Linked DNA regions of Homo sapiens: region 1 is linked to region 2. The links are chromatin loops, found by intact Hi-C in ENCODE. Cell type or tissue: psoas muscle. All regions are shown on one strand.

Region 1 (5,000 bases), 200 kb after region 2:
CTGACTCACTGCAACCTCCGCCTCACAGGTTCAAGCGATTCTCCTGCCTCAGCCTCCCGAGTAGCTGGGATTACAGGCATGCGCCACCACGCCTGGCTAATTTTTGTACTTTTAGTAGAGACGGGGTTTCACCATGTTGGCCAGGCTGGTCTCAAACTCCCAACCTCCGGTGATCCACCCACTTCGGCCTCCCCAAGTCCTGGGACTGCAGGCGTGAACCACCGTGCCCAGCCTCGACACCTCATTTCTATACTCAGATTATTGCATTGTTCTCAGATTATTCCAGATGTCTGAATCTAATAGCCCCAACTAAATTCTAGGTATCTCAATGGCAGGACTTGTAATATCCTCCTCTGAAAGTCCCTATGGTGCTGGACACATTGTTAAGCACACATTAAATACATCTATCTGGTTTATTGCTAGATTGAAAAGAAGAGCAGGTGTGTTGAGCCCCAATGTGGGGATGTTAGGTCTTTCTTATGGGGAAGCTTCAGCCACAGAGTATTGACAAGTGGTAGCTAAGAGGAAGAAGAAAGCAAGCTACCACCAGGGCTGCCAAGCAGGGATGTGCAGATCATACATGCACAAGGCACCAGCCGATGGGCAGGTGAATGGGCCCCAGCCCGCGTCGTTCTCACAGAGCCGCTAGTAGGAGAGGGGCTGCTTCTGGCCAGGACAGAAGCCTTTTCATATGTATCCACCTGGAGGAGGCCTTTTTTTAATTTGCACAAAGGTGCCTTGTAGAGTAGCAATCGCCCTGGCTGCATCTATTGTGTACCTACTGTGTGCCAGGCACCAGGCAAAAGGCTTAGCTATGTCACCTCGGTGCTTCCTCTCAACAATCCATAAAAGAAGAACTATTGTGAGCCCTAGCAAAGAACCCAGAGGTTAAAAATTAGTCACTAGCCCAAGGTCACACAGCTCTCAAGGGGTGGGCTGGCATACAGACACAGGCAGCCTGGCCCTGGGGCTCTCTATGTTGACCATGGTTGGCAGGAGATTGTCTTCGCTTCTTTCACAAAATGAGCATGAGATTTCTGTGGAACCAGAGGTTGGAATCTTAGAGGCCTGAGAGATAGAGGCTTCCACCCCTTTCCCACTCTCCACCCTGAGCCCCCCCCTTTTTAAGTTATTACCAGCTTTATTGAGATGTAATTCACATATCATATAATTCACCCATTTAAAGTGCACAATTCAGGGGTTTTTAGTATATTCGGAGGGGTGCAACCATCATCACAATTTTAGAACATTTTCAGCACCCCCCAGAAAACTCCACACCCATTAGCAGCTACTCCCAATTTACTCCCAACCCCACCCGCAGGCCCACTCATCTACGCTGTCTCTATGGATTTGTCTCTTGTGGACATTACATACAAATGGAATCATACAATCTGTGGTCTTTTGTGTCTGGCTTCTTTCACTGAACATAATGTTTTCAAGGTTCATCCATGCTGTCACATGTATTAAGTACCTCATTCCTTTTTACTGTTGAATAACAGTCCAAAAATATTCCATAAATAAAATTATGGAATAGATCATAAGTAATATTCCACAAATGAAATGGATGTGCCAGCTTTTATTTACCCATTCATCAGTTCCTTCCACTTTGGGGCTCTTACTAATAATAATGCTCTATAGACATTTGTGTAGAAGTTTCTGTGTGGACATATGTTTGCATTTCTCCTGGGTAAACCTAGAAGTGGAAATGCCCAGCCCTGGTTTTCACATGCAGTTAAAAGTTTACCGAAGAGTTTCGCTGTAAAGCCAACATCTGGCTGCTCCTGGGCTGTTTCCAGGGAATTTTATCAATTCAGCCAGACTCCATTCACGGTGGGTCATCAGGCCCAGCCCCTCCTACTCTGAGGCCTGGGATCCTCTCATTCCTGTGCTCTACAATGTCGTCTGGGCCAGCACGATGATAAATGCATTCTGCTTTAAAGCAGATACTTCACAAATCATAACTTACAGATGCTCCAGGACTTTCATGTGGGAAAGACAAATGAGACTTCTGCTGTCTGACTCTGGAGCCACTGAGGACAAGAAGCCACGGCCAGAAACCTGACAAACCCTGGATATACGTCTCTCCCTAACAAATGCATGTGCAAACGTAACAGAAGGGGAATTCGTGCAGAAAAGGGTCTGCCTGTCTTTTCAGACATTGCTCTGTAACCTGCCATTCATTTTCAACCGTTGTCTTTCCTTCCCCACAAATCTAAAGTTCCTTGAGGTCAGGAAAGATAACGTACAACTTCGACACCTCCCAAGATATTCTCTCGCTCAATGTATTCACTTCAGTTCCATCCTACAAGCCTCTGTTGAGGACCTACTATGTGCTTGGCACCATGTGAGGCATTGACAATAAGTATCTTTGCAGGATGGATTCAAGACACACAGGACACAGCGACAGACAAGATACCTTGACTCAAACCCTTATCTCCTGCTGCTTCCCAGGAGGAAGCAAGATCAACACACACTGGCATGGTGTGGGGGCATTTTTGTCTGCAGGCAGGGAAGTGAACCAGCTTACCCCTCAAAGCCCCCTAGGGACTCCAGGGTCTGAGGCTGCTTGGGAAACAAAGGACTCTGTATGTGTCCAGGTGAAGAGCTCCCTGACCTGATTCATTACAACAAACTCCTCGAGGTCCAACAAACAGACCAACAAACAGATGGCTCACCAGAAGCAGGCACATCTCTTCTCCCTAACTTGGCTCTGATTCTTATCTTCCCAACCTCAACTCTTGCAAAAACTCCCTGCTCCAAGCCAGCACACCAAACTGACGGGCTCAACACCCCACTGTGATCAGAACCCAGCTCAGACCCCTCTAGAGGAAGAGTTAAGGTCAAGGTCTCTGCATTCACATTGCCTGGGTCCAAACCTGGCTCTGCTGCTGCCTGTGACCTTGAGCAAGCTAGTTAACCTCTCTGTGAGTCAGGTTCTTCATCTAGAAAATGGGATGATAGCAGAATTGTTATAAGGATTAAATCAGTTAACATGCACCTAGCATGTTATAAGCACTCAAGAAGTATTAGTTGCTATTATTTGCATTAGCATCAATTATTATTATTACCCCCATCTTACCTTACCAATCCTGCCCTCCCATTGTGTCCCAGCACAAACCCTGCATTCCAAGCCACCTGGAATATTCACCTTCCCCCAAACACAAGTGAATGAATGCCTTGGAATGCCCCACATTCCAATCCTCTGAAACCCAAATCAAGGGTCATTTTCAACAGCACTTGTCCTCCCATTAGCTGGAGAACACTTTCTAATCCCACAGTATACCCTGGCCCCTCCTCTAGATACCCTTCCGGAAGGGTGGGCGATCACCCCATGGCTGCTCTTCTGGCACCATTAGCAAAGAACCACACCCAAATCCAGAGGTCACCAGCTGTGCAACATTAAGGAAGGTTCTCAATTCCTCTAGCAGCATTGGGTTTCCAAACAAACTCCATCCAAACAAACAAACACCATCCAGCTGTCTGACCCTTGGCAAGTTACCTAACCTCCCTATGTGTCATTTTCCCCATCTGTAAAATGGGTCTCACTATTTTACACCTCACAGGGTTGCTGTGAAAGTTAAGTGAGGGAAAATGTCTCTAAAGCACTTAGCACAGTGGGATGCACCACAAGCTCTCAAAAATATCAGCTGGTAGTAAATAATGGTAGCAGTAGAAATATGATTCTGTCCAGGATCAAACTCACTTTCATGAGCTAAGCTTCAATGAACTGTTGTCCAACTTGAAAATCACCTGAAACAATCCTCTATGGAAGAGTTACTCATGCCTAGTAACTACTTCTGCCTTCTCTTTCACCAGGCTGGAAGCTCCCTGGGTCTTACTCATTTCTATGTCTCAGCATTTAACATGGTGAGTAGCACATGGCAGATGGCAATAAATCTTCATCGAACTGAACAGAATTAGTTTGCAAGTACATTTCACCTTTGCTACTAGATTATAAGTTCTTTAAGAGTGAGGCCCATGTCTTTCTCTAGTAAAGATTTATTAAATGAGTGATGGAAAAATACCAAACCAAGAATCGGGTTTCTAAGATCCAGCTCCGTCATTCAAGACCTGTGCAACCTCAACAAAGTCACTTAACACTTCTGCGCCTTACTGGTCCCACCTCGAAGATGACAAGTTTGAACCACATGTTTGCCATGGTCCCTTACACTCTAAAACTGTATTTGGGCCTTAGCTGCAACATGGCACTTCTGCCACCGTGCATGTGACGTCAACACACCTCCTGGCTTGGCAGGCCAGTTTGCTAATTTGCCTCCCTGATTTGCAGTTTTCCAGCAGGAGGCTATGAATAGCTTTGGGTGCTTAAAACACCCATTTTTGGTCAAAACACTTGGCTTGCTAGGTGAGGATGCCCCATCACCCAAGCTAATGCTCTAGTGGCCAGGGGCACCAGGGCAGACTGTGGGGGAGGGGCACACATTGCCCACCAGTCCTGCCACTCCCATCCCAGACTCCCCCCCAGGGACCCTGCCTCCAGCTCACACCACACCACCTACTGCTCACTAGAGATAACCTGGTACAGTGAGGAAGTTGAACTTGGCCCCTTGACATCGAGGTGATCACAGGACATAAAATTGTGTGGCTTTGGTTTTGGGATTTTTGGCAACGCTTTGTGTGGCCTGTAGGTCCAGGGAGCTTAGCTCAAAGAAAATGCATGCCGAATTATGACACAGAGGCTCACCCAGTAGGCCTGCCCAAAACTGTATCAAAACCAAAGTTGTGCAATAAACAAGGCCCAAATTCAAGACTTGAGAAATGTGTTCAGATCCTATCTGAATCTGGCTAATTATCTCATCTTCCTATGGACACACCTCCCTAATTAATTTGGTATTTATTTTATTACTCTGAAAAGTTGATTATTTCTTCTATCTCTCTCTGCATGATACAATGCATTGTCTCTCTGATGGTCTTAAAATCTAATGAAATCCTAAAATGAGATGAGAAAAAAAATCTGCTAAAAGGAGGAACTAAATTGATTA
Region 2 (5,000 bases):
TCATAGCTGGGATGTGGTGGGGCTAGGGTTTGAATCCCAATCTAGGTAACTTTGAAGCCTGTGCTCCCTCTCTTAGGCCAAGCTGCTGCCATAATTAACTGCTCACTGGGCACTTGAGCCAATGCTAGTAGATAGTTAGAGAAATTTGGGCTGGAACTCCAGCCCCACAACCCCCAAGCTATATGAGCACGGACAATTCTTTCCTGCCTCTCAGTTTCCTCATTTGTAAGAAAGATAAAAATGGCACCTTCTTCTTCCTAGGCTTGCTATATTAAATGTGACATGTTTACATCAAATGTTTAGCAGAGTACTAGTAAAGGCTCAAGAAATATTGCCTGTCAGCACTATTTTTATCATCATCTTGAAAAACCCCTGCAAGAATCTATGAAAAGAAAGAGGGCTGGCCCTAAACAAAAGGATCCGGAGGAGGCGCTGGGGTGAGCTGGGGCCTTGCAGCTGTCGAAGCCTGTGTGTTTTTTAACTTTGGGGACTTTGCGCTAACTTCTCCACTGGCATCCCCTTCAGAGCACAGATCATCATAGGTCTCAGAAATGCCTGTTAGATTTCTCTTCCTTACTTGAAGTTCCAACAATTCGCTGAATTCATTGTCATTCCATGCTGAGGGAGTGTCCCTTGGAGCCTGGAGGCTCACCCCGTAATCCCACGCAGGTGTCAGACAATGTCTGATGGGCAGAGAACATTGTGCTCCTGTCTGGCTCCCTGCCGGTCCCACCTTAGCACCGGGAGCAGCCTGGGAGTTGGACGTGTCTGAGGCGAGATGTGGGGCCTGATTTGAGTCTGAGATGCTAATCTGCCCAACTGAAGGTTTCACATCTGTCTTGGCATACACAGACACACGAAATCTAAAGAGTCAGTTACAGCTCTGAGTAGGCGGGGTGGGGTCCCCGGGCATTGAATACAGGTAGGGCTAGATGCCTACTCTGACAAAGCAGGCATGGCAAATCCCACAGGGCTCTGGACCACTCAAGAGATTGAGTGTGGGAAAGAATGGGGCAGGAAATTGTTATATAATGCTGGGTCTTTGGAATCAGGCTCTGTTTGAATGCCAGATCTTATGCTTATTATACTTCAGTGGCTTGAAGTATATTACTCAACCTCTCTTAGAAGTGATTTTCTCATGCCAAAGTGGGAAAAATAATAGTACCTACAGTTGTTATGAGTATTAAAGGAGATTTTTAAAAATTTTTTTACTTTATGTTCTGAGATACATGTGGAGAACATGCAGGTTTGTTACAAAGGTAAACATGTGTCATGGTGGTTTGCTGCACATATCAACCCATCATCTAGGTTTAAGCCCCGCATGCCTTAGGTATTTGTCCTGATGCTCTCCCTCCCCTTGCCCCCCACCCCCTGAAAGGCCCCGGTGTGTGAAGAGATAATTTAATAAAGTTTTCAGCATAGTGTTGGGAAAATTGTTAGTGCTCAATACATACGATAATCATATTAGCATCTAATATATGTACGCTGAAAGCTACAAAAGCTCTGAACAATCAGTGAGAAACTGTTGTGTGCTCTGGGAGGGATACTGGACTGTATTTTATATTTTTATTGCTGCTTACATATTCCCTAATGGTGTTAGGACTGAGCAGAAATGGTGTTGTAATTCTTAAACATATCTAATTCTTTTTTTCTTTTATTTTTTTGAAATGGATTTTCTCTCATTGGCCAGGCTGGAGTGCAATGACTCAATCTCGGCTCACTGCAACCTCTGCCTTCTAGGTTCAAGCAATTCTCCCACCTTAGCCTCCAGAGTAGCTGGGATTACAGGTGCCCACCACCATGCCCAGATAATTTTTGTATTTTTAGTAGAGATGAGGTTTCACCATGTTGGCTAGGCTGGTATCGAACGCCTGACCTCAGGTGCTCCACCCACACAAAGTGCTGGGATTACAGGTGTGAGCCACCACATCTGGCCCTCTAATTCTTAAAGTACAAGTTTTGTCAGTGCCTGCTGTCTACTCAACACTGTTTGTTGTTCTGAATAAATAAAATTATGTGACATAATCCCTGCTTTCAAAGGGTGTTCAATGTAAAGGTAGAAACAACACAAGCAAAGATAAAAATTATATAAAAATGTAAAGAGCCTAAGATAAGTTCTATCACCAAACACTAATCTGGGCGGCATTGACCATAGTCCCTGAGATAATTCCAAAAATACAGAGTTCCAGGAGGAGTGGAAGGAATGCCTCTGCTCTGGCTAGCTCCCAGGTGTCCAGCAGGTAGCCTTTTGTACAGTGATTCAGAGGCCCAAGCTTTTCCCATCTGTTACTCCACAATTCACCTAGGGCCGCAGAGACTTCTGGATCTCTCCTGGAGGACCACACAGGGGCCTTTCATGGGCCGGCCCGGAAGTGGAACCCTTCTTTCCACTAGCACTCAATATCCAGTCACACAGCCAGTCCTAACTGCAGGGGAGGCTGAGGAATGCAGTCTAGCCAGGTATCCAGGAAGACCATGGACATCCATGAGCTCTCACAGTCTGTGCCATCCAAGGGAAGACTCAAACCACTCGTCCAAGAACAAAAGGGATTGAGACAGTTAGCTCTAAAGGCTGACCCCATATGGAGAGCTATAGGGTCCAACATCGACAGAGATACAACAGCCTTGGTCATAATTTTAGAAGTAGGTACCTGAATGGCCAGTTGTACAGATGGAAAATAGCAGTCTGAAGCAGAGAACTCCAGGCTGTGACTAAGTCATTAAGAGCACCGTAACCGGAGGCTCTTCCTTCCGCCCCACTCCAACCCCCCTGAAAAAAACAAACTGATCCTATGCAGCAAGATCTTTGCCAGTGAGTCACGGAGCGGAGGCACCAGGCTGGAGCTTGAAGGATGCTGCCAAGATGCTTTGACCGTAAAAATGTTTACAACATGGCTGGATTCAGCCCAGACAGGAAAGGGATAAAAAGAGAAAACAAAAGAAGTGTCACCCTGTGGCTGCAGCTGCACACAGACAGATCGCCCCTGGGAAATTGCTGGTCCTGAGCAAACAGCCTTGAGAAGCAGGCAAGGGAGGGAGGTTAAGAGGACTGGACCACAGACACCTTGAACTCAGAAGATCCAAAACCACCCAGTATTCCATTTCCTGGTAAACTGCACCCCCATCTAGTAAGCTACCTGACTTAGAAAGGTGGGTGTCATCACTGATTCTCCACTCAGTCACCAAGCCCCGTGGATCTGAATTAACTCTCACATCCCTTCCAATCTACCCACCCCTATATCCCTGCCTTAGCTCAGGGTCCCCCACTTCCTCACATGGGCTAACAGATCTACAACTTGACTCCAGTTTTCCCTCCTTCCATAATTCATTTAGTCCTCTAACAGATATTTACTGAGCATTCGGACACTAGGATGGTCACAGATACTAGGATATCTGCCTTCCCAATGTCCTTTATCACCTTCTTCCTTACCAACTGAATCCCAGTTTGGTCAGGAAAGTAACATGCACCATCAAAAAAATATCACCTTCACAGACTTCTTTGCAAGTAGAGGCTATCTAAGCAGATATCTCTAGAAATGGCATCTTTCCTTGAATGTAAAAAAAAAGAGGGGGTGGAGAGGCTTCCAAGGAAAAAGCCTTAGCCCTTTTCTCCTTTCAGCATGCCATGTGGACGTGACGCCTGGAGATATCGCACCCACCTTATAATCAGGAGGAAGAATGCCACGTGTGGAGGATGGTGCCACAGGAATCTGGAAGAGCTCGATCCTGGACGACTTGCTCAAGCAGCTGCACATTCCTCCTGCCACCTACTTCTGGATATTGTGTTAGGTGGGTGTCTTCATTTCCTACTGCTGCTGTAACAAATGACCACAAACTTAGTGGCTTAAAACAACATATATTTATCTCTTCCAGTTCTAGAGGTCAGAAGTGCAAAATCAGTTTCTTGGGGTTAAACCTAGGTGTTGGCAGAGCTTGTTCCTTCTGTTTCCTCTGAGGGAAGAATCCTTTTCCTTGGCTCTTTTGATTTCTAGTGGCCACATTTGTGCCTCAGCTTGTGGCCTCTCCCTTTATCTTCCAAGTACATCCCTGCAATCTCTGGTTTCACCATCATGCCTCTTCTCCTCTCTGGCTCCTGCTGCGTCCTTGTTTTAAGGACCCTTGTGAGAACATCAGGACAATCAGGATACAGCAGGGACATGAGGATAATCCAAGATAATCCTCCCATTTCAAGATCCTTAATTTAATCACATCTGAAAAGTCCCTTTTGCCATGTAAGGAATCATATTCCTAGGTTACAAAAATTAGGACAAGGACATCTTTGAGGGCCATTATACAGCCTACCACAGGAGGAAAAAACAAACTGTTTACTTGTGTCAACCAATATTTTAGGATTGCCTATGGCTCCCAACTCAGAGTTGAAGGCGACCAGAGCTGATACCACTGCCCACTGTGTCCCAGGCACTGGCACTGTGCTCAGTGCTGGAGATGTTCCAACCAGGCTGAGGACCTCTAGCACAGAGTCTGCCATCTGTGTTTGCAGCTACGTATTTGCTTTTGACTGCCTTCTGTGAACTCCACAGGGCAGGAAATGGGTAACTTACTCTTTTCTGTGGTCTCACACCAACCTAGGGCCTGACAATTGCAGTGCTCAAATAATGTTGGTTAAGCAATGAACGCAAAAGCTCAGCAATGAACACAAAAACTCAGCAATGAATGCATGACTCAGCTACCAACTCCTAAAGACAGAAGCCTGAGTTAATTCTAAGCATCACTGAATAGAAGTGTGGAAGCTATTGATTAAACACTCTGTCCCAGCAATCCCCAAAAAGAATTCCATGGAACAGATGCTGGATAAAGCAAAGGTGGAAGGTTCCCTGAAACAAATATGTTTCGAAAATCCACACATGACTACCTCTTAAAGTTTCAACTCTGAGATGTTCCATAATGAAGAAATCTGCTTAACTTCAACTCACCATTTCCCAAGCTTACTTGGTACAATATCTATTTTTACCTTGAACACACATTAATCTCCTATGGAA

The links. Hi-C counts contacts between places; a loop is a spot of excess contacts. Peaks named below come from ENCODE experiments on the same cell type or tissue, not always from the same donor. Only the 100,000 strongest peaks of a DNase experiment are listed, where the experiment ranks them.
Region 1: it touches region 2 in a loop (2.9-fold over the local background); 23 of 110 quality-filtered maps call a loop at or near these places.

What each region holds. Positions count from the first base shown.
Region 1 is chr12:106,130,049-106,135,048 of GRCh38, forward strand. The region is part of intron 1 of NUAK1 (NUAK family kinase 1); the gene reads right to left. Among named protein-coding and RNA genes, the nearest start is that of NUAK1, 6.4 kb to the right of the region's middle. RefSeq lists enhancers at 1-616, 617-1,366, 2,388-3,230, 3,231-4,074, 4,075-4,917 and a silencer at 1,583-1,877. In psoas muscle, no CTCF peak of the experiment used is centred here; no DNase peak of the experiment used is centred here; H3K4me3 peaks cover 246 bases.
Region 2 is chr12:105,931,630-105,936,629 of GRCh38, forward strand. No RefSeq gene overlaps it. Among named protein-coding and RNA genes, the nearest start is that of NUAK1, 200 kb to the right of the region's middle. RefSeq lists an enhancer at 3,116-4,315. In psoas muscle, no CTCF peak of the experiment used is centred here; a DNase peak (open chromatin) is centred at 2,832; H3K27ac peaks cover 1,639 bases.